Regions from separate parts of the Mus musculus genome. Here region 1 is linked to region 2. The links are chromatin loops, found by intact Hi-C in ENCODE. Cell type or tissue: heart. All regions are shown on one strand. Each heading gives the region's core, and the rest is flanking DNA. Links, peaks and the distances in the headings are about the cores only.

The links. A loop is a pair of places that touch in the nucleus more often than their neighbours do. Peaks named below come from ENCODE experiments on the same cell type or tissue, not always from the same donor. Only the 100,000 strongest peaks of a DNase experiment are listed, where the experiment ranks them.
Region 1: a loop joins it to region 2, with 3 times the contacts of the local background. A loop is called at or near these places in 4 of 42 quality-filtered maps.

The regions. Positions count from the first base shown.
Region 1 is chr4:32,943,466-32,956,068 of GRCm38, forward strand. It overlaps Ankrd6 (ankyrin repeat domain 6), which reads right to left and starts at 7,361. Exons shown (of 16, transcript NM_001012451.1): 1 at 7,282-7,361. In heart, for the core only: a CTCF peak has its summit at 7,495; a DNase peak (open chromatin) is centred at 7,356; H3K4me3 peaks cover 3,122 bases; H3K27ac peaks cover 1,159 bases; H3K27me3 peaks cover 353 bases.
Region 2 is chr4:32,881,360-32,893,962 of GRCm38, forward strand. The region is part of intron 1 of Ankrd6 (ankyrin repeat domain 6); the gene reads right to left. It also overlaps the pseudogene Gm11941. Among named protein-coding and RNA genes, the nearest start is that of Ankrd6, 63 kb to the right of the region's middle. In heart, for the core only: no CTCF peak of the experiment used is centred there; DNase peaks (open chromatin) are centred at 8,082, 8,782 and 9,472; H3K27ac peaks cover 929 bases.

The DNA of each region.
Region 1 (12,603 bases), core at 5,799-9,798, 62 kb after region 2:
GTGAGCCACCATGTGGTTGCTGGGATTTGAACTCAGGCCCTTCAGAAGAGCAGTCGCGCTCTTAACCACTGAGCCATCTCTCCAACTCCCTTGTTTTGTTTTGTTTGAGGTTTTCGAGACAGGGTTTCTCTGTGTAGCTCTGGCTGTCCTGCAACTCACTTTGTAGACCAGGCTGGCCTCGAACTCAGAAATCTGCCTGCCTCTGCCTCTGCCTCTGCCTCTGCCTCTGCCTCTGCCTCTGCCTCTGCCTCTGCCTCTGCCTCTGCCTCCCAAGTGCTAGGATTAAAGGCATGGGCCACCATGCCCAGCGCTTTTTTTTTTTTTTTTTTTTTTTTGAGGGAGCTAGATTTGTCCAACAACTATCATTGCTAAACCTCTGATCCAGTGCGCCCCTCCCATCCCCACCCAGGGCCTTACCAGCTCCCAACAGCACCAGCCCCAGACCTTGCATACCATTACTCCATTAAGTCAAGCAAGAAAAGCTCCCCGTGGCCCGGACTTGTGGAAAACCAGAACATAATTTACCGTGTGCCTCCTGCCCTCTTTACTGTGAAAAGCATCTCACTTCAGCTTCTTATAAGTCTCAAGAGGACACCAGAGAAATCTATGTTGAAAAATTGGTGCTAAGCCTTTAGCTCTCCAACAAATTACGAGCCCTAAAAATTAAGGTCCTTTTCCTTTGTGTGTCGCCCCCTCTCTGAAAACAAACTTAAGTCACCGGTCTCTACCACCCCGAGTTTCCTCCCGCACGTCTATAAAATGCGGGTGCACACCTGTAATCCCGGGGCTCAGGAGGCAGAGGCAGGAGGATCTCTCTCTGTCTGAGGTCAACCTGGTTACAAAGTTCCAGGGAACCGGAGCCACACAGAGAAAGCCTGTCTCAGAAGAAGAAAAAGCATACAGTTAAATTTCAGCTCTCTTCTCATGTCTTTCTGTCACAAAGTTCCTAGCTGAGAGCTCGGAGAAGCAGAAGTGAAATTACTTTTTCTGCCCCTACACACACATATAGGCAGGATGAATCTTCTCCCTATGTATCTATACATGGAAGTGGCACCGTTGGTAAAGTGCCTGTCTAAGCAGCCAGCTACTCAGGATGTTGAGGGTTAAGCCCACTGGTTGGAGAACATTCCACCTCGCAAAAGATTTCAATTTTTTATTTTTTATTTTTTTGGTAGAACAGCAGGACCCCAACTACTAATGGATAAATTAAGCAAGGCTGTGCTTGGTGAACATCATTAAGCCTTCTTTTTGGCTGCCTGGGTACCAGGATCTTTCACTGTCCCCCACTTAACTGTCAGACACTAGACAGAGCTAAATGGGCTTTCCTGGAGCAAATTTACTTCATGCAATTAAGAGGGACCAAACTATATAATTTTAGTTTCCTATAAAAAGCAAATGACACATATTTTGTGACTACGTGACGGATCCCATGCTAAAGCCTTTTGTTTTGAGGTGAAACAAGTCTCACACTACCAGCGTGCCAGCAGTCTTTAGTAGTTTAAACGGTGATGATAACATTTAAGAAGCCACTGAGACATGCAGACTCTTGTCCTGGGCTAATCTCCCTCCTCACTCCTGTCTTAAATGTACGATTCTCTATGGTCAGATGACTGAATAAAGCCAATATCCTTCAGTCGCTAGTAAGTTCTTGAACATAGATGGTATAATCCCATTTTATTTGCTCTTAGAGCAATTATGATACAATTATGCCCTATATGAAGATGTCATCCACACCTATACTGTAAAAACCGTGTGTGTGTGTGTGTGTGTGTGTGTGTGTGTTTTGAAAACAGGAAATATCCATGAAAGCAGTTACACTTAAGTGGCCAGTAAAAAGACTGGCTTATTTGGTCTTTTAAGGTTTTTGAATACTTTTGAAATAGGGTCTTATACCATGGCCAATCCTCTCAATCTTCCTGCTTCAGCCTCCGAAGTGAAATTCAGATTGTATCCATCAGCATAGCCCAGGCTGGTACTCCTTGAATTCAAGGAGAGTGATGTAGCTGGCTCTGGCCAAGCATGGTACGCCTCCACACTCTCTTCTGCCTTGAGCTTTCAGGCCAGGAATCCAAGACAGTGCCATTACAAAGAAGGAGGCATCTTGACCCTTGACTGGCCTGAAGGAGAACTGCCCAGGAGAGCTACCCAGCCTGAAATAACCAACTGGCTTTTGTGTAAACCACCAACTTTACTGGATAAATACTCCCCCGGATTAGACCACTGAGTTCTAGAGCTGTTTGTTACAATGCACAGCATGAATGTCTGGGTGGAAGGGTTTAAGTACAATTTATTAAAAAGGCTTCTAACGTGAAAGTGAATAAAGAAGCATATATGTGAGAAAAGCCTGCAAGTTACAATTCTACCATTTTAGATAAGGAAGGAAAGAAAGAAAGAAAGAAAGAAAGAAAGAGAGGGAGGGAGGGAGGGAGGGAGGGAGGGAGGGAGGGAGGGAGGGAGGGGAGGGGAGGGGAGGGGAGGGGAGGGGAGGGGAGGGGAGGGGAGGGGAGGGGAGGGAAAAGGAAGGCACCTCAGGCTCAGGAACACTGTGATTAGGTAAATTCTAGGTGGTGTTTCACACTCTTTCTAACAATATGCAAATGATGCTCTCTTAACCACGCCTACTGAACAAAGCAGAATACAATGTACAAATACTTTGAAACAAAGAATAAATCTGCTGGGCGTGGTGGCGCGCGCGTGCACACACACACACACACACACACACACACACACACACACACACGCCTTTAATCCCAGCACTCTGGAGGCAGAGGCAGGCGGATTTCTGAGTTCGAGGCCAGCCTGGTCTACAAAGTGAGTTCTAGGACAGCCAGGGCTATACAGAGAAACCCTGTCTTGAAAAAACAAAAAAAACAACAACAACAACAACAAAAAAAGAATAAAACCAAGGCAGGCTCAGAATGAAAGTTTACCTCATCAGGACAGAATGACTTCATTTCAGAGGCTAGCCCTCCAGCTCAGTGGTCAAGCAATGTGCCTAGCAAGTGGAGACAGTGTACTTAGATATAATAATAAATAAATCTTTCATCTTTAGACTGGAGCCCCACCCACCACCACCACCACCACCACCACCCCCTCCCCCACCCCCCCACCCCCCCAGTAAATAACATAGATGCTTGCCTTTCAATCTGAGCACAACTAGATTTTACATCTCTTCCCGGCCCGGGCTTGAGGAGGTGGTGGGAGAGGTAGATGATGTCATCTCAGGTTCTCTGGCCACCCTACACTGTCCCTGAACTCAGTGCCCTGGTACAGACAGGCATCATGAACAGAAATGGCTAATCTGAAATTTTATTTTAAAATACTATTAGGGGGAGAGTGGTATAAGCATATTATAATCTCAAAAATAGAAAGAAACAGGGCTGGAGAGATGGCTCAGTGGTTAAGAGCACTGACTGCTCTTCTGAAGGTCCTGAGTTCAATTCCCAGCAACCACATGGTGGGTCACAACCATCCGTAATGAGATCTGACGCCCTCTTCTGGTGCATCTGAAGACAGCTACAGTGTACTTAGATATAATAATAAATAAATCTTAAAAAAAAAAAAAAAGGCCGGGCATGGTGGCACACGCCTTTAATCCCAGCACTCGGGAGGCGGAGGCAGGCGGATTTCTGAATTCGAGGCCAGCCTGGTCTACAAAGTGAGTTCCAGGACAGCCAGAACTACACAGAGAAGCCCTGTCTCAAAAAAACCAAAAACCAACCAAACAAACAAAAAATAGAAAGAAACAACTTCAAACATACCACTGGATTCAGAGCTCATGCTTTCTCAGCATGCTCTCCATACCCGCTGTAAACCAAAACCCATTTTCTGTCCCTGTCAATCTGACTACTCCAGGTGTGATGCCACATAAGTAAAATCATAGAGTCTGCAAGTCCGTAAGCATACTTCCAGATTCGAGTACTATTCTGGACCCTTGGCTGGGTATTCTGCAGCTGTAATTCACGGGAGTCATCTATCTATTACATTTAACAAGCTGAGTGTACTGAACACATCGTCCCCAAGTGCTGATCCCAGCTGAAGCACTGAGTCCCAAATGTTTAATCCCAGCAGTGGCAGTGGGATCTCTATGAGTTTGAGGCAGCCTGGTCTACTGATCAAGTTCTAGGACAGCCAGACTACAAAGAGAAACCGTAGTGGGGTTGGGGGTGGGGGATAGGGAACACAGCACGGGACTCCCAATCTGTACCTACAATAGCTGGATTTCCAGAGCTGGCTGTTATGGAAAAATTGCTGTGGACAGGAAATGAGAGGGGTGGTGTCCTGAGGAGACACAGGACAGGCACAGGCTAGTGACTGCTAGTGACTGGCTACTTAAACATACCAGGAGCCAGGCAAGCAGATGCCCCCCTCCCCCCATTTGTCATTCAGACACAGTAGGGAGGGAGGACTGCCATGAATCTGAGGCCAGCAGAGTTACATAGCAACACCCTGCCCGTACATAAATAAATACAGCACTGCAAAGATGGCTCGGGGTTAGAGTATTCTCTGCTCTTTCAAAGGAAGAGCGGCCACTTGCTCACAACCTGCTAACTCCAGTCTCCTGATCTCCATGGGCACTGCAAACACACACACACACACACACACACACACACACACACACACACACGGTGCACAGATTTACACAAAGGCAAAACACCCCCCCAAAAAAATCAAATATTATTTTATTTAAAATAAAAATCTCAAAAAATTTTTTTAATTAAATAAATAGAACTTTTACACACATCACTTTTTCAAGTGGAAGCTAAATACCTACCTAGTTGTTTTCACCTACCCACTCCTACCTACACCTAAGAATACCAGGACAAGCTAGCTCCCTTACACAGCAAAGACCCCAGGGCCTCTCCAGGAGGCTTTCCTTCAGGTGAGACTTCAGAGCTTGCTGTTCAACCGTCACTGAAGGGACTCTGACAGAGGCAGGAGGATCTCTGTGTGTTGGGTACACACAGACACCCTGTCTCATGGAAAAGAAAAGAAAAAAGGAACCACTGAAGGAGAGCTGTGTTTATCCTGAAGAAATAACAGTGACAGACAGAACACACTAAGGAACAAAGAGTTGTGGGGTAAAGCCATTGGGAAAGAACACTCGGCGTTTCACCCTTCAGAGCCCTAACAATGTTCTCTTGAGAGCTGTATTTAAAAAAAAAAAACAAAACCTTTTCCCTGAGACACAGGGTCACAAATTACTGTTTTCCAAATTCTTAGGGACTCAAGCAAGCTTTTAAAATTAAAGCCTCTAAGTGAGGGGAAGACACAGTTCTCTACACAGACTGAACACGCCCGAGTCCACCACAGGGAAACCACGGTCTCCCGCTCAAACTGTAAGCTTTCCCTGGCTTCCGCTTTCCTCTTGATATCCTGCTTTTAACTCGAGAATGCTCTAAATTGTTGTGGAAATGTGAAGCAAAGGGGGAATTAAGACGACACGCAGAGCAGTGATTTGATAGGGGTGGGGATGGTAACTGAAGGGTTCCTCGGCTGGGTAATGGGGTACTTGTGCCTGCTAGCTATTCTTGTATTCCATCTCTCTGAGCAAGAGTTCACAGAAGGCACCAGAATCTGTCTGGGTGGAGCAGAGGACTTTGGGAATTAGCTGTGTGCCACGTTGCTAAGCTGAGTTATAGCACAAGCTATTGGGCTTTCATATGGAAGATATCGGCTTTGGAAACACGGATGGGCTAAGGAGAATGCGAAGGTTAACATTTGGTCCTAGCTACCAAGGTCAAACAAGGAGTTAACAAACAAGGCTGGGTGTTTTGTTTTGAGGGCAGAATTTTGCTGTGTATCCCAGGCTAGCCTCAAACTAATGACCCTGCCTCAGCCTCCAGAGGGCTGGAATTACAGGCATGGACCCCCAGCCTGGCATTTTTATAATTTATTTATTCTAGCTGATGTGCATTGGTGTTTTGCATGCATGGCTGTGTGAGGGTGTTGGGTTCACTAGAACTGGAGTTGCAGATATTTGTGAAGTTGTGGGCTGCCACGTGGGTGCTGAGAACTGGCCCTGGGTCCCCTGGAAGAGATGCCAATGCTCTTAACTGCTGAGCCATCTCTCCAGCCCCTTGGGCTAGCATTTTTATTGTGATGGTTTTGATTTTAAAAATCAGCTTTGGTTAGACTTCTCAACAATTTATAACTAACTGTTGTCTGGTGTCCAATTTTCCCTCATTTTTTTTCTCAGACTGCTCCTTCCCTCAAGCTGAGAGGGCAGAAACCCCTCCTAATTGTAATATGAATTCCTAGTTTATTTATGTTGTGTGTGTGTGTATGAACCTCAGCCCATGAAGAGGTCAGAGGACACCACGACTGGTGAGAGAGTCAGTTCCACCTTGTCACACCTTCTGCGAATCAAACTCCAATTGTCTGGTGGCAAGAGTCTGCCAGATGAGCCATCCTCTGGCCATTGTATTCTCAGGATAAAACAAAACAAAACTTACTCACCATATGCTAAGTATACAATCAGGGTAACAAAGGAAGTTAATTATCCCAACTACTCACGTAACAGATATTTTAAAGATGAGAAACCGTTAGTCAGTATCAATCTGAACACTTGGGACAACCTCGCACCTGGGTGTGATTGGTCACTGTCCAAGTTCTTTCCATTACATTCAATCAGTATCAATTTAATACACATGGCTACCACCAGCCAAGAGCCTCGCCTCACAGGAACGATGCCCGCCATAAAGCCTGATGTCAACTTCAAGGTTATGTATGATGCTTTCAGTTCACAGCTCTAACTATTAAGGCTTGAAGACGTGGGTTTTCCAGTCGCACACCTAACTGGTGGTTTCACAACTCAGTCTCATGCCATCAAAGTGGTAAACACACACACACACCTTACCACCACGTGAATTCTCTCAATGCACTTCGGGGGAAACGTTCTTGGCCAGCTTCACAAAGTACAACTCCTTTTGGATCAGCCATAATGATCCCCCTTCTCTCCAGCTCCCCAAATCTACAGGAAGCGATACATTTCAATGCCCTAGGCAAGTAAGAGAATCCTGAGCCCGAAAGGCGGCGCACAAGGCCCTAAGGCCCCGCGGGACCAGCCGTGCTCCAAACGACCGTGGGAACTGCCCTTGCCCTGGGCTGCGGAAGAGTTTGCAGGGCAAGCACTTCCCCACACGCGCGACGTCGAGAGCGCCCGGAGCCAGACGGCCACTAAGGAGCGCGCCCCTGCCAGCGACGCCCCCTCCCAGTGTCCCCATGAGCGCTCCTGGAGGATTACTAGCACTCGCAGGAGCCGGCGACTATGCCCAGTACCTTTCGCTCCCGCGCCGGCCGGCCGCTCCGCACGGAGCTCGCGGGCCGCTGCGCTCCTTGCCCGCAGCCGCTCGCCCCACGCTCCACCGCGCGTGGCCTGGATGCCTGAGGGCCCCGCCGGCCCCGCCCCATACTCCACGCCACGCCCCTCGGGCCACGCCCCACCCGGCTGTCCGCAGGGCTACAGCGCCCCGCAGCGGCCGCTGGTCATTGCACACGATCCTCCCGAACCGCACATCCCGGAGGTGCGGGGTGGCTCCCACTGGGACCCACGAGCAGCGGGAGGACACCCGCGCTGAGGGCTGTTTCCTCAGCGGCATCGGGCACCAGGCGCACCAATTGGATGGACTGAGCGGAGAACCCTCCAGCCCTCCACCTGTGGCCGGCTTTCTGGAGCCGATGGAAACCGAGGAAGCTGCTGCAAAGAGAGGGTCGGGCATCCTCTCTCCCGCTGCTGCCTGGTGAAGGACCAGCAGGGACATCAGTCCTCACCCGCGGGTTCCAAGTACGCCTTACATACTGTTGTCTTGACTGTTTTTGTCTCTCACTGCCACAGCTACTTTTTCAGTACCTAAAAGAGCTCCCCGGGCAGCATAAACTAGGGGGTTACACTCCAACAAATGTCTGCAACATCTGGCCTATGTGAGCCTGCCTCAAGAAGAAAAGAAAAAGAACAACTTACTGAGCGATTTAGGAGTGTGGTAAGCCTGGAGCCTAATGTAAACAAAAGGTTACTTCAAAGAATGTGTTTATTTCAAATTCATAGCAGTCCCAATGACCAGGCTCAGATAATCAATGCTATTTCCAGCCTTATATGAATGCCATTCTACTCAAGAAAAATCTCATGGGGTTGGCTGCTCAGGACTTAGTGGGTAAAGTGCGCTCTGATGAAGCATGAGAACCCAAATTCAAATCCCTCAGCACCGATATACATATAAATGCAAGCAAGAAAGTTAACACACATACATGCACACATGCAGGCATGCATGCGCGCGCATGTGCATGCTCTCTCTCTCTCTCTCACGCACGCGCACACGCACACGCGCACACGCACACACACACACACACGATCTGATGACAAATGAGTGATGGAACCTTTTGCTCACAGAGGTGGAGAGGTCAGCAGGTAGAACGGTGAACATGACGCTTCGATCTTACCTGAGGCTGGTGATAAATTTACGGTGAAGCGATTTTTTTTTTTCACACCCTCTCTGGAATATAGCTGGGTTTCAAGGAGAGAACCTCCTTTTCCTTAGAGTATCTGTTTCCTTTTGCCTCCTGAAAGCTTCAAACAGGAGACACTCCAAAACCCCCTCCCCGCCCACCCTAGAAGAGAGTTAAGCACTTGATCCTCCGAAACTATTTGGGAATGCTCCCCCACTCTGCGCCCCCTACCACCCTCGCCGCCACCACCACCACCACCCACCACCCACCCCCAACCCCCGTCCGCCGTTCCCTCCCAGTCTCAGCAGCTGTTTTATTTAGCAAAGTGTGAAAACTCTTCTGGGAGAAATTTGTTTTCAATCTTGTCACTCCCAACCTGAAACTGTTAGGAGAGGCGCCTGTCCTGTCCCTACCCACTAAGAGCTCCAGGTTGCTCTGCGAGCAGGTCTCAACTAAACTCCAGAGCTCCCGACGTAAAGTATGTAAACGTGACATTTCAAAGTAATTATTTCTCTTTTATCCACAGTGAGAAATCCTCTCCCCTCCCTAAGGATTGACACGCAGTTAACAGTTGAGTGGGGGGAGGGGTTCTTCAGTGTTGTAACTCTCATGAAGGAACCATGATTCCTCCTGTAAACAGTCTCAGTGAAATTCATTGGATGGGTCGTTAAAATTTGAAAAATAAAAAGGAAAGAAATGAAAGAGGAGAAGGGGCTGGGTGAAAAATGGAGCAGCTCAGTGGAAGCAAATTGGACGAGAAAAAAACAAAAAACAAACAAAAGATCCAAAAACAACAACAACAACAACCTCCGCAAAACCACACACACAAAAAAAAATCCCGCCATCCTGCAAGATCCGTGAGTTCCCCTGGGAGCTGACTAGTCTGCATTTGTACCCAGACTTTGATTAATGGGAATTCCAGGCAGTGCCTGGGCTGTCGTGGAGATCTTATCTCCAAGGAGCCACAGTTTAGATGAACCAATGAAAAGAAACTCCTAAATCTCCCTGGATTTGAGGAAGGTCCCCAGCCCGCAGCTCCATTCTTGCTCCTTTGGAAGGAACAGCTGGCAGCCAGGCTTCTCTAACTGCCCTCCCACCCACCTTAGTTACTTTCCTATTGCTGTGATAAGACACCGTGACCAAGGAAACGTATAAAAGAAGATGTGGGTTGGAGAGATGATGGCTCAGCAGTTAAGAGCACTGACTGCACTTCCAGAGGTCCTGACTTCAATTCCCAGCAACCACATGGTGGCTCACAACCATCTGTAATAGGCATCTGATGCCACCTTCTGGTGTGTCTGAAGACAATGATAGTATGCCCGCATACATGAAATAAATAAATAAGTAAATCTTTAAAAAAAAAAGAAAGAAAGAAAGAAAAGAAAGAAAGAGAAAAGAAAATATTTGGTTAAGACTTTGGTTACAGAGTGTCCTTCAGGGAACATGGCCGCAGGCAGGCATGGTGTTACATCAGTAGCTGACACTCATCAGACAGAGAGATCTAGCTGGAAATGGTGTGCACTTTTGAAACCTCAAAGCTCACTCCCAATGACACCTCCTCAAACAAGGCCACATCTCCTAATTCTTCCCAAACAGTTCCACCAACCGAGGACCAAGTATTCAAATATGAGCTGGGGGTGGGGGTGGGGGCATTCCCATTCAAATTGCTGCACGTGAATGAGAAAGACATCTACTTAGTGAATGACAAGGGTCATTGCTCAGTGATCATATGGCCTGCTCTTCTTTCCACCAACCTTTCTTTAACAAGTTGACTGCACTTGTTATTTTCACGTTAGTTATTCAGCCTTCAGCAATGTTTTGGTCTCTATGTTTGTTACCATACAAACCGGCTTTTGCTTTTGTAGGAAGCCTTCCATGGGTCCCTCTATAATCATGTTCTTCTAGTGTCCACCCTGAACTTTATACTCTCTTATTAACACTATATGGTTCTTTTTGACCTTTTCGACAAATGAATACTTTGTTGCTGCCTATACAACTTTTTTCCTTTTTTTTTTTTCCTTTTGAGACAGGGGTTGAGTAGCCCAGGCTAGTCAAGGATGACTTTGAATGTCTGGTAGCACCCCCTGCTTTCTACTCCTCAAGTGCTGGAATTGCATGCGTGCATCACCGCATGCATCCTGTTTTATGCAGTGCTGGGGATTAACCTCGGACTTAGACCATGCTCAGCAAGCTCTCGGCCAACTGAGCCACATCCCTGCCCTTTGGCATTGCGTTTCTGAGATTCCACTAGTATATTTGTTACTTGGAATATTTGTGCTTGTGTGTGTGTGTGTGTGTGTGTGTGTGTGTGTGTGCATGTTGTTGTGTTTTATACAAAAGAAAAGGAAATCAGGGATATGTTTGATGGAGGTGCAGTATGGTGTGGGGGAAGGGAGTGCCTCTGTGGCCCCATCCTGAGGCATCCCTTCCTCCTGAGGGACCAGCCATAAATATAGTATAGAATAGAGTTTATTTAGAGCATGGGGAGGAGAGTTGAGGGAGAGAGAGAAAGATAAAGAATGTAAAGTATCTTCTATAAGCCTTTCACCAAACCTGGAACCTCCTCTTGGATCTAGACTAACTGGGCCAAAGGACACCCCCCCCCCCACATCCACCTGTTTTTACCTACCCACCTGTGGTGGTGTTTAAAGAGGGTTGGCCCATGGGAAGTAGAACTATTAGAAGGTGTGGCCTTGTTGGAGTAGGTGTGGCCTTGTTAGAGGAAGCCGTCACTGTGTAGGTGGGCTTTGAGAGGTCCTAGGGTTCAAGCTTCAGACAATGGGAAAGAGAACCTCCTCCTGGTTGTCTGCAGTTGATGTCTCCTCTTGGCTGCCTTCTGGTCGAGATGTAGAACTTTCAGCTCTTCCAGCACCTTGTCTGACTGAAGACTGCCAGGCTTTCCACCATGATTGCAGGCCAAACCAATGGAACTGTAAGCCAGTTACAATTAAATGTTTGCCTTAGACATGATGTGTCTGTCTTTACAGCAATGAAACTTTAACAAAGACACTGCCCAATACTGGGGTTTTGGCAAATACCACTGTGCCTCATTATTACTTGAGCGTGGGGAACTCAAGTTTACTTAGCCCTCCCATTGACATATTAAAATTGGTTTGTTGGATTCCTTAAGAAACGCAGAATTTTTATTTGAAATCATAGTATGTGGTAGATTACATTGGTAGATTCAGTTATTTGTTCCAGACTCAATGTCTAAGTTAGGTTTCTGTTGCTGAGATAAAACACTGACCAAGAGGCTGGAGAGATGGCTCTGTGGTTTAGAGCACTTGCTCCTCCTACAGAGGACCTGAGTTCAGTTCCCAGCACCCACATAGTGGCTCACATCCATCTTAATGTCCAGTTCTAGGGGGATCCACTGCCTTCTTCTGAACTGTGAGGGCACCAGACACACATACAGGCAGGTAAAACATTCTTACACATAAGATAAATAAATATACAAATCTTTTTAAATATTAAATAAAAAAGATGTTATAAAAGCAGAATCTGGGGATGGTGAGATGGCTCAGTGGATAAGAGCATTAACTGCTCTTCTGAAGGCCCTGAGTTCAAATCCCAGCAACCACATGGTGGCTCACAACCATCCGTAAAAAAGATATGATTCCCTCTTCTGGTGTGTCTGAAGACAACTACAGTGTACTTACATATAATAAATAAATAAATCTTTAAAAGCAGAATCATACAGAATGAGACTTTTAACTATCTTTTTTACCATAAGCATATGTTCCTAAGATTCACCCAAATTTTGTGTATATAGTTCATTCTTTTTATTGTTAATGGTTATGATGTAGGTAAGCTGCAGCTTGTTATTTTGCTATTTACCTGCTGGAAATCCTTTGGGTTCATAGTTTGGGTTGCTATGAATAAAGCTATTATAAATATTTATACGCATATTTTTCTTTGAGCTACATTTATTTATGTGTGTGTTGTCAGGGAGAACGTTCAGAGTGTAGGAGGCACAGCTTAAAGAAAGCATTGGAGAAACCACACTTGTTGCATGAGCCTAGTTTTTTTGTTTTTTTTTTTTCCAAAGGAGGGAACTGACTGACCCCAGTCACCCTGAAGGCAGGAGAGAATGCTGTCTGACAACCTGGTGATCTTTTTGCTGGAGCCAGCCTTCCTGAATTCCCCCCCCCCCCAAAT
Region 2 (12,603 bases), core at 5,655-9,654:
TACTACCTCAGGAGTGCACAGCAGATGGGTGGTGGGGTCCACCTGAACCCAGGCTGCAAAATATCAGGACAACTGCTGGGGGCACAGTGGGTCTCTCACTTTCCTAGTCAAGGAGTCAGCTTCCTCTGTTCGGTCACAGGTAGGAAAGCTCTGCTGTCAGAGTCCTCACTGCAGTAGGAAAAAAAAAAAGTACCTTTGTGTATTTGATGGCCTGGCTCAGGGCAGAGTTCAGACAAATGATCATCTATTGCCAGTTTGCATACCAGACGCTATCCACGGGGATCGAGAGGCTCTGGCCTGGCCAAAGAAAGTCAGAGCAAGGCAGGCTGCTAGGCCTCTTCCACTGCCAGTGCTGCCCCCAAGTTAGCGGCAGGTGGCAAGCTAGAGTGCAGCCACCCAGCTTGTTGCAGCAGGCAGAGGTCCAGCGACAAAAACTTAGGTAGAGAATACTCTTCGCTGGAGTGTTACAGCTCGATGCGACAGGCACTGTCTGAGGATCTTTGGTGCAATAACTCGTGCACTATTTCTTGCGGATAGGGCATTCTGAGGTGGATCTAAAGGCAGATGCTTTCTCTTGGCTTAGTCTGAGACGTTAGGGATGCTGCATCTGCAGGGAGGACTCAAATGTCATCCCTATGTAACTGACTGTCACAGTCCTCTCAATGGGGTGTCATGGTCATGTGCCCTAGGACAGGACCCTGGTTGGGAGTAGATTTAAATGCCTACCGCTATCAACCATGAGAATTGCCGGGATTCCTGAATCTGCTCCACCTTACCAGGTTTTGCCTGGTGGCAACGGTTCACTGCCCCACAATCTATGTACCACAGTACAGTCATCAGTGAAACCAAAATACAAGGTCTACTTCTGCACTGATCTTGTGTGTGTGTGTGTGTGTGTGTGTGTGTGTGCGTGTGCATGCACGCAAGTGCCTGTGGAGAGGTCACAAGGCATCAGATTCTCTGGAAGTGGAGTCCCAGGAAGCTGTGAGCAACCCAATATGGGAGCTGAGAACCAAACCTGGGTCCTCTGCAGGAACAGCAAGTGTTCTTAACCACTGAGCCACCTCCCTAGCCCCAATCTTGGGCATTTTATCTGGTTTTATACTATAGACATCTGTGGCTTATTACTTCCAAGGTATACAATCCATTCCCACTTCCTAAATCAAGATGCCCTTAGGCCTCAGGAAGGAATTTAGCTCTCAGTACTTACACTGCAGTAAGATTAATCATTAGGCAGCTTTAAATATACATTCTGTCTTAATGAACTTTATTAAGGCAGTGATTTGGGAACCGTACTCTTGTTTAATTGTTTAAGACTTTGAATCTCTTAGTCTCTTTTCCCTAAAGAAACTGCATGGCCCACTTAGCAGGCTGGAGTCCAGACAGTCCCACTAAGAGCTTGCTGGGATCGACAAGGCCCGCTCTCCTGCCTGCCAAGAGTGTAGCATCAGCCTAGCAGGGGGAGCAGGTGGGTGGGAACTCAGACCCTTCTCAGCTCCCTACCGTCCTACACCCTGAGCAGGTCCTGTCCCTACTTCACATGGCCCTGGTCAATCTGCTTGGGTTTTCTTCTTCTTACATTCTTATATGTAGTCTCCTCCACTCAGCCCCAGCCCTGGAGAACATGGATCCAACAGGAACCTTGTCCGGGTTCACACTATATGGGTCAGCCCCACAGGGAACACCCAAGCAGCACACTTACAAACATCTGTCAAGAGAATGAGTTAGATATGAGACAGTGAGAGAAGCAAGCAAAAACAGAACCTGAAGACTGACTTAAATGATCACCTATATTCCTCAAAATCTCTTTACACAAAACATTGGCTAGGCAAACGCAAGGAAATGTCCTTTTATTCCCTCGGGAGTGTCTTAGGGTTTTACTGCTGTGAACAGACACCATGACCAAGGCAATTCTTACAAAACAACATTTAATTGGGACTGGCTTACAAGCTCAGAGGTTTAGTCCATTATCATCAAGGTGGGAGCATGGCAGTATCCAGGCAGGCAGGGCGCAGGCAGAGCTGAGAGTTCTATGTCTTCATCCAAAGGCTGCAACTGGAAGACTGACTTCCAGGCACCTAGGGTGAGAGTATTAAGCCCACACCTACTGCTACCAGGTCACACCTATTCCAACAAGACCACACCTCCAAATGGTGCCACTCCCTGGTGCAAGAATATACAAACCATCACAGAGAGGAAACACATTTACTATTTTTTAAAAGATTTATTTCATGAATGTGAGAATACTTTTGCTTTCTTCAGACACACCAGAAGAGGGAGTCAGATCCCATGGCAGATGGTTGTGAGCCACCATGTGGCTGCCAGGAATCGAACTCAGGACCTCTGGAAGAGCAGCCAGTGCTCTTAACCACTGAGCCATCCTCCAGCCCCCACATTTATTTTTGACTGCTGTGAATGTGTAGGTAGTGCAGGGGCTTGAGCCCAGGCCTTACCATGTTAAGCAAGTGTCTTAGTCACTTCTCTGTGCTGCAAGAAAACAGTGACCCAAAGCAACTTTTGGAGGAAAGAAAGGGCTTCAGTGTTCTGTGAGAGAAGCCAGGCAAGGAAATGAAACACGGGCTGTGGAAGAACACTGCTTACTGGCTTGCTTCCAGGGTCATGTTCAGCAGGCTTCCTTTATTTTATGTGCATAGACGATTTGTCCACATATATGTCTGGGAACCACATGCAGACCTGGTGACTGAGGAAGACAGAAAGGGTGTCAGATGGATGTCTGGGGACCAGAATTCCAGACAGCTAAGAGCTGTCACATCAGTGCTGGGAACTGGACTTAGGTCTTCAGGAAGAGCAGACAGTGCTCTTGACCATGGAGCCATCTCTCTGGGCAACCCTTTCTTTTTCTTTTTTGAGACATGGTCTCACTATGTAGAGCCTTGCCTGACCTGCAATTTGCCCTGCAGACCAAACTGGCCTAGAACTCATAAAGATCTGCCTGCACCTGTATCAGGTCTATACTGCTGAGCCTGGTTAAGCCCACTCTCTAATGCCTCCCGGGACCACCTGTCCAGCCACACAGTTGGCTGGGCCCTCCTACATCTGTTAGCAATTAAGAAAACGCCCTACAGAGATGCCCAATCTGATGGAGGCAAATCCTCACCTCTTCACTGGTTTGTCAAGTAGACAACCAAGATTAGCTTTCACAAAAAAACTTCTATTGAGTAACACTCACCCCCAGCCGAAACATTTTTCTATGTCCCTTCTTCAAACTAAGAAAAGACCTCTTTCTGCAAATAGGTTTTCGTTCTGGTTTGTTTTGTTTGTTCCGGTTTGTTTTGTTTGTTCTGGTTTGTTTGGTTTGTTCCGGTTTGTTGTGACAAGCCAAAAGCCTGTACTTCTCACACTCCGCTCTCCTCCCGATGGCAGGGAGGATGTTAGGGTGACAACCAGAACCAACTCAGTGGCCGGAGAGACAAATGCTTCAAGTCAGCCATGAAATTGCCTAATTGTCTTTGCAAATTAAACTCTTCCCCAGTAGTCACATTAAGCTCCAGTACTAATAATGTGACTTGGAACGAGAGAAAAAGACCTTCCCATCATCTGGGGAATTCATTCTTCCGGATGTCAGTTTTACGGTGTAATTCAATGCAATAGCCATTTAGACATTATTCATCATAGTATTCTGGATGGACAGCTGGACTCCAAGTAAGCCTAGGGGACAGACAGGCTCCAAACAGACACACTTTCTATAGGGATTGTGGATGTAGCTGAGTGGTATAGAGGTTGCCTTGCTTGGGTTCAACACTTAGTACTGCAAGAAAAAAAAAAGTGACTCTTAAATGTTGCACATGGACAGAACAACGTTTATTTATAATACTAACCCTGAGTCATCGGCAAAATAAAAAGTAGTGTTGGCAAGAAAGGGAGTGTAATACCATGTACCTTTAGGGATTGGTGTGATGGGCTCAGGGCATATAGCCTCAAAACAGATGCACCTTCTACAGATGGGTGTGTTGCATATAAGTTCAGACAAATAAAGAAAATTAAAACTAATCTTTTTTTTTTTTTTAAAGATTTATTTATTATTATATGTAAGTACATTGTAGCTGTCTTCAGACACACCAGAAGAGGGAGTCAGATCTTGTTACGGATGGTTGTGAGCCACCATGTGGTTGCTGGGATTTGAACTCTGGACCTTTGGAAGAGCAGTCGGGTGCTCTTACCCACTGAGCCATCTCACCAGCCCCAAAACTAATCTTAAATAAGTCAAGCAACAGACCTATACTTGGATTGGATTTCAGAAAACAAAATCTTTTTTTAAAATGTGTGTGTGCACAAGCATACATGTGTGCACACATGCAGGTTCACATGTATGTGGACCCACGTGTATGCGCACACATGTGAAGGGCAGAGGTCAACCCCACATGTCATTACTTAGGCACTATTCACATAGTTTTCTGTGAGATGCCATCTCTTACTGGTCCCCAGCTTAGTATCCGGTGAACTCCAGAGGTCTGCGTGTCTCTCCCTCCCAGGCACTGGAATTACAAGTGTGTGCTGCCTCACCCAGATAGGTTATGTGGGTTCTGGGATCAAATTCAGGTCCTGCTCCTCACAAAGCAAACATTTTACCAACGGACCTATCTTCCCATCCCAGAAAGGCCAATCTTCTCGTTGGCACTAGGTATTCTCTGACAACTCATCCCCACGTCCCTGTGAGAAGCTAGTTCCCCTACCGTGAAGGAAAACTCCTGAAAAGAAGCTGTGCTTGGACAGATTGGTTGGATGATTAGAACGTCAGTACTGTAGAGACTGGCATACTGCAGGCACGAAGGCCAGATATCTTCTCTTGGGCTAGTGTTAGCCTTCCAGACAGCCATTCCTTGCCCTTCTGTATTAGAACTATTATCTGTGACTAATAGACAAAAAAACTTTAAGACTCTGTTGGCTTAGCAGACCACTAGGTTCTACCAAACTGCAAGCTAAGAATGTCATGAGCTAGCACCTAGGGCCTATAGATCCCCGACCTTGCTATAACTGCCTCTCTGATGTGCCCACCAATGCATTTTAAACTTGCCTTGGTTTATGACTTTACTTCGAGACAGGTTTTTCTGTGTAGCCCAGGCTGCCTTAGAACTCACTCTGTAGACCAGGCTAGCTTCAAAACTCACAGAGATCTGCCTGCCTCTGCCTCCCAAGTGCTGGAATTAAAGGTGTGTGTGCGCCACCACTGCCCAGCTGTTCTGTAAAAATCTTAAATTTCATGAAACTGCTTTCATACTGGTACACAGGATTTTTGGTAATCTAAACCTATACTCTTAGGCCATTCTCAAACTAGCTACTGCTTCCTGTAAGATAAAAGCTGTGGTTTTGCATCGACACTACCCATCCCCAGTTAACCTGTATGAGGCACTGGGAACAATGGCAGTTTTGAGGATAATGTAGCAATTACAGGCAGAAGCAACAGATACACACGCACAAACATACATGCACACACACTCTCTCTCTCTCTCTCTCTCTCTCTCTCTCTCTCTCTCTCTCTCTCTCTCTCTCTCATGGTAGTTGCAGACAATAGGTTCCTTGAAATTAACAAGGTTTCTTTCAACTTGGAGAGAGCAGCATTGTGTCCTTCAGTGGGACATCTTATTAGCCAGGCTTGCTAACTAACTCCTACTGATTGGCGCAAAGAAGGAAAGAACAGAAGACGGTCCACAAGAGTAGAGGGTACCAAGAAAGCCTTCTCACAAGCTGCAGACTCCAGGTTCCCACCACCCAGAACATCTTGCCTTAGTTTCTTTTTCTGTTACTACACTCAAATCCCCCGACAAAAGCAACCTAAGAGAGAAATGTTCATCCCGTCTCCTAGTTTAGGGGCCAGAGCTAACATCCTGGAGCTGGGATTACATCGAAGTGGGGAAAGTCGATGTAGCAAAAGTCAATGCAGCAAAAGCCTAAGTCAGCCTGACACTCATGTCAGTCAACGGACGGGGAGCAGAGGGCAGTGAACACAGCCCACTACTCAGCGGCTCTTCTTCACTTTCATGATCCAGGGTCCCAGGCAGGGAACAGACCCACCCACTACGGACAAGATCTTCTGCCTCAACTAACACACTCAGGATAACTTCCCACCCAGGATAACTTGGCATGCCCAAGAGTCTCCTCTGAGTCTTGATTCTATCGGAGTGACAGCTAACACAGAGCTTCATGCAGTTTCTCTGGGGTTAATACCAGAAGGCACCGTATACTGTGGACATTCAAATGCTGCCTATCTCATTAAGTCACTGCAAGTGTCAAATCGATGTCCAAGGGCTGGTGAGATGGCTCAGTGGGTAAGAGCACCCGACTGCTCTTCCGAAGGTCCAAAGTTCAAATCCCAGCAACCACATGGTGGCTCACAACCATCCGTAACGAGATCTGACGCCCTCTTCTGGAGTGTCTGAAGACAGCTACAGTGTACTTACATATAATAAATAAATAAATAAATCTTTAAAAAAAAAAATCGATGTCCGACCCTTGGTGGACACGATACAGGCTGGCTAGCAGTTTTATTAATTCTTTTGAGGGCCAGCCTTCTTAAGGCTGATAACATGGCCTTGGCCAAAGTGCCAAGCAGCCCTGGGCCTCAGTCTGTCTGTCAGCGTAAATGATGTTTCCCTCATGGTGGCTTTTCTTTTTTTTCTCTTATTTTGGCTTTCGAGACAGGGTTTCTCTGTATAGCCCTGGCTGTCCTGGAACTCACTTTGTAGACCATGCTGGCCTCGAACTCAGAAATCCGCCTGCCTCTGCCTCTGCCTCCCAAGTGCTGGGATTAAAGGCGTGCGCCACCACACCCGGCTACGGTGGTTTTTTTACATAAGGGAAGAACCTAGCACCCTGTAAGCATTCGCCTCTCTCATTCACTGGATGACACTTGAGCAACCCGGAAATGGCAGAGACAACAGCAAACCCAAGAAGCTCCCTGCCCTCATTGAGCCTCACGTCTGCTGGAGCCTGACTCTGGTGGAGGAGCTGTGTGTGTGAAGTGTGCTGTGAAGAGAGGGTAGAGGGTGTAGTGGTGACGCACACCCGAGGGAACAGACCTCCCTGTGAGGTCAGGGAGATGCCCTGCACGGAAAGGGGATTTCAGCAGGTACATGATTAAACAGAATAGGCCGGACAAAGGGGCACTCCAGATGAAGTAAACTGCGTGACCAAAGGCCCGGAGTGCTCACTGGAGAAGCTAGAGGACACCTAGGATGACAGATGACAAGACTTAACTATCCTTCCAACCAGAACGTACTCATTTGTCCCTGTGTCTCACTTTAGTGATTCTGCTCTCGCCTTTCTGCAGCCTAACAGTGGCATAGCTGTGAAAGCAGAGGCTAAGGAAAAGATCAGACCCAATACACTGGCTGGAGTCCCAGGCAGGAGCAACCCTCTCGCCCCAGGAGATGGACGCATCTCTCAGGCCAAGGAGCTGTCCTGCCTCCTCCCACAGACTCACAGTTCTCTCCGGGATGTGCTGCAGTAAAGATTCATCTTGAATCCTTCACTTATAGTCCTAAGGCACACCGAGGATAACAAGGTCTCCCATGGATGCCTAATATTGCATTCTGTGCATGCATGGTAAGAATAAACCCAACATATAGCCTTTTTACAAAAGATTTTGTTTCATTTTTAATTCTGGGCAGGTGTGTGTGCGCCTGTGTGGGGCATATACCAGTAGAAGCACCAGGAGGCCAGAGGTGTTAATACTCAGGAGCCAGAATTGCAGGCAGCTATGAGCTGCCCAACGTGGGTGCTAGGAACCGAACTCGGGTCTTCTACAAGAACAGTATGTGTTGTTAGTTGCTGAGCCATCTCTTCAGTCTGATTCCTGGCATTCAAACATGGAAATGGGATGAATAGATTTTCTAGAAGCAACTCTTTGACTTTTATATGGTTCAACTGCTGCCAGGACCTCTCTATCTCCACAAGCTAAGATTTCCCGTGTCGGTTTCTCTTGACTAGTGTCAGAGCGAGCAAGCCCTCTCTGGCCAGGCATCCCTTCCTCTCCCCCTCTGCCCTGGCTTCCACCTGCTGGCCCTGACTGACTCTATATTGGAGAGCTGCCAGGGGGTGACTGAAGCTGTCTGGGAACTGTACAAAGCAGAGCTCCCTGACGCTGTGCCTCTGAAAGGAAACCAGGCTACTGAACTCCCCGCTGCACAGAGAGAATGCATTACTTACATAACGTCACCACGGAATCAGGCCAAACCGAAAGGGATTCCAAACAACTGCTTACTTTCCCCTTCCTTAGCGATAGTAAGGTTCTCAAGGGGACTGGAGAGATGGCTCGGCGGTTCAGAGCTTGAGTTCAGTTCTCAGCACCCTCATCAGACGGCCCACAACTGCTACATCTTTAGCTCCTGGGGATCAGCCACCTCTAGCTCCCGTGGGCACATAAACCTCACACAGGGGATCTGTACTGGGGATTACCTTCTCTGCTTTACATTTCTTCCTTTTCAGGCTTTCAGACTTAAGCTAGAATCTCTGCTCTCCAGTCTACTGTGACAAATGGTTCCACTTCTCAATCCCTATAAACGTGTGAGCCTTCTGAGTCTCCTAGAGTTATATGAACAAGTAGCTCCTAGTGATTGTGTCCCTCTGGAGACCCTGACTACGAAACAGTTGGGGAGTTCTAACTCCATACCCGACTCGGAAAATGGCCCATGGAACATCCATTGCCCTGCAGGGTTAGAACCATCAAGAAACAGGGAGGCTGCCACCCCATCCTCAGCAGTAGCCACAAGCTGCAACTTGAGGAGGCATATTTCAGAGCCTGCAAACAGAACCGATGAGGGCTGACAGCTCCTGGGACTCCCTCCCAGAGATACATCATTTTTACAGATAAAAAGGTTGGAGCGCAGCTCAACAACAGCGGGAGGCTCGAGCTCCTATTTCTGGTTCATGGAGGTCCTATCTTCCTGGCTCTACATGTCAGAAACAGGGCTTGTAGGGAAAGATGGATAGGGCAGACCATTCAAACCACTTAAGATAATTCAAAACTGAGCCCATGACAAACAAAGCACACACAAAACCAGTCACGAGCAAGCTAGCTGCTCGTGAAGAAAGAAGATTGCCACCAAAGAACTGAAAGTATGCAAAACAGCAACAGGGAGACAGGCAGGAGGCGAGCGAGGACAAGCCATTTCTAGGGAGGAAGCCTGGGCAGGGGCTCTGAAGGGAGATGGCCTACGTGTGCAAAGCTGAACTGAGGGAACCGAGCTCTCCTTCTGGGGAGGCCTGTGCATGCTGACTTCACTCACTTTGAGTGAAAAACATAGAAACTGACATCATTTAACAGCCAACCAATCACACAAGCTCATTTTATTACAAAAACATGCTTGGTAGCCAAACAGACTACACCCTTATCAGACACCAGAGACAGAAAATTTATTCTCGGATTAGGATTCCTAAGGCTTTATTAGTGCTGGAAATGGCAGTGTAGAAGCTTCACACATTCACGGTTCCATTCTCAGCACTTTGGCCAGCTATGCCTCTTCACCGACTGCTGCCCACTGCCAAGAAGCCTCTCTGTGGCTTTGCCACTTTTTATTCTGTACCTATGTGTGCCCGGGACTACCTCCCAACTGTCTGCAGGTCATCCCGCCATAAACTGGTCCCACAGCAGGGAAGGGCATTTTGAATTGCCTCCTGTTTGTCTTTTCCAGGACAGTCTCTGGAGGCAAAGTTTGTCCTTGACTCACCATGAGCCAGGCATCCCAGGCCTCTCCCATGATGGCAGCTGCCTGCTGATGCTAAGAAATGACTGAAGGGAGGACAGGGACTGCCTCTAGGTATGGCTGAGTTGAAGGCGTTCATTGTAGATGAGGGAGAGAAAAGGCAGAGGTATCTGGAAGAGTCCATGAGAGGAGAGAGATGGGGAAGACTGAGAGAAGGAGCAAAAGAGAGGGGGCCAAGACACAGAGCAGAGGACCAAGAGGCAAGCCAAGAGAGCCTGTGGCTGAAATAGCAGGGCTATATAGGAAAGAGAAGCTGGGGGCAGGGAAGGGGAGCCCCTGGGCTGGAGAGGTTTAGAATAGGAGACAAGGTATGCCAGCCAGGGTAAAAGATGCTTGCTGAGAGAACCTAGAGGCCAACACCCGCTTGGGTATGCTAATAGGCACTATCATTAGCCTTGTGTCTGCCGTTTCCTTGGTACCTGACAAAAAGCAATTGGCCTTGAAGAAACAAGAGGGAAGATACGGGCCTTTCCTAGCGCAAACCTTACCACCAACAGTGTGTTTATTGTCCGCTTTGTTGACAACTGCAGCCAAACGCACACTACAGCATACACGGTAGTTTCCAAAGACAAGAATACGGCAGCGGACTACTGCGGTAGCTCCAGCTCTCTGAGACTTGCTGTTTTCTTCTCCCCTCTGCTAGCCAGGGCCCACCATCATCCTGTATCTCAGTCTAGAAATGTCTGCTGTGATGGCTAGAGTTTAACGGACAGAACATAGAATATCCTGGGAGACGTGTGGGCATGTCTCTGGGCATGCCTGTGACAGATTACCTGAAGAAGACCTGCCCACTGTGGGTGGCACCATCCCTGGCTAGGATCCTGGACTGTATACATGGAGTAGGTATTGATTGATCTCTTCTCCCTCCCTGTGGTTGAGTTGCCTAAAACTCCTGTACCCTGACCTCTATCATCCTGAATATATAGGACTTTGCACTGTGAGCTAAACTGAAACCCTTCTGTCTTCAAGTTGCTTTTGTTAGGGTTTACTTCAATAATAGGAGAAAACATGAAGACAACTAGCCTGGAGCAGGGCTGTCCCTGCACCCTTGCCTCCCTGACCTGCCACAGGCTGCTATCTGAAGTGGGGAGGGTGTGTGCAGGGCATTGCCACTCTAGGCTTGGCCTTCCTGTTCAGATGCCTCCACTAATGAGCTCATGCTTGAGTCCAGAAAGGTGGACTAGGTGGGCAGAGCTCAAGGCTCTAGAACTAAGAAATGGTATTAGGCCATGGTGTGCTTCTAAACCAGGAAGCAGAATCCTTCCACAGATTTCACAGAGCACGAATACAGTAAGTCAGTAAGAAAGAGACAAGTAACACAGACTGACATGTGAGTCCCCACTTCATGACCCGTCAGGAAAAGCCATCACATTTTCAGGATGACATACCCCATTCTAATTTCTTTCTTTACAAAAATAAGAATTAAAAAATGGGTCATCCCCTGCCCCAAGCGCTGTCCCCTGGATGTCCCTGGGAGACCTCGATTGCGCCTCCCCCACCACAGCAGTGGCACACAAGATCCAAGTGTACACCCTGGCAGGTCCAGCTCAAAGAATCACTGAGATACTACTGAAAAGATCTCATGCCACAACGACCCAAGAAGGATTTTTGTTAGTGAGCGGCTAGAAGCTCTGGCCAGTGGCAAGAAGACCAGCAAATGCGTGTTCTACTCTTCAGAAGTGGAGAAAAGCATGTGTTCTGTGCAGGTGTGGACCTGAAAGACAGGTGATGTAGAAGCCGGGATCTTTGTCCAGCAGCAGCTCCAAGGCCTGATGAATGAGGATGCTGTGCCCCTCATTGCAGCCATGGATGGATTAGCCCTGGGTGGGGGACTGGAACTTGCCCTGGTCTTGCCCTGGCCTGTGACCTTGAAATCACAGCGTCCTCAGCTGTCAGGGGGTAACTGAGACTGCCAAGGACTCTTCCCAGGGATAGGAAAAAGTTGGAGGCTGCCTTGCTGCCTAGGGGTGACAAAGGACTCCTCTTCACAGGACAGGGACTGAATGGGGTGCAGACTCATGAGCCACACTGTGGTTCAGGACCACCTACCACCAGGCATAAGCACTGGCCCTGGAGATCATAGAGTACAACTGGACAAAGTTGCCATAGGCAGAGAACAGTGAACAGTGCATCAGGGACCGTCCTGGAAGGAATGTGCTACACACAGAACATCCTGAACCAGGATTGGCTAGAGGCATGGCAGTCTTCAGGGAGAACATGTGACACTCCCCTCCCCACCCCACCCCCACCCCCCCAGTAACTTTAAGCACAGGAGATACACACCACAAAGACTAGGATCCAAGGTTTGCAGGCTATCCCTCAGCATGTCACCTCTCTCTGGCTTTCAGTTTCTTCTCAAGGGCAATGACAGTCACTCTGACGGGTGTGGTGCCTCGAACCCTAGGTACTGACCAAGCCACTCCCCACCACATGCCACATTCCTTATTCTGACTAGTCACTGGGATCTAGAGACTCCTGGTTCTTCCTACTCAAATAAGCAATGGGCCTGTGCCACTGGCACTATCAGAAGCCCTCATTTCTTCCTCTGGATAGAGAAAAATCCATTTAGGTTTTAGCTGGGCTGGTATCAGGAGCCAGACCACAGGTTCCAGCTCTCTGCAGCCAATTCGCTGGTAAATTTGGACAAACCATTTAACCTTTCTATGACTCAGCTTATGTCTTTGGAACTAATCAGATGTGATGACTTAAAATCCTCCTGTTTAATTAACATGTTGCAATTGTGTATATAGCTCAAATTTACTCTGTAGCTAAGGACCTTGAATTTCTGATCCTCCTGCCTCTACATCCCAAGTGCTGAGATTATAGGCATGGGGAACCATGCCTGGTCTACGAGCTCTTGCTTTGGTTTGATTTTGCAGTA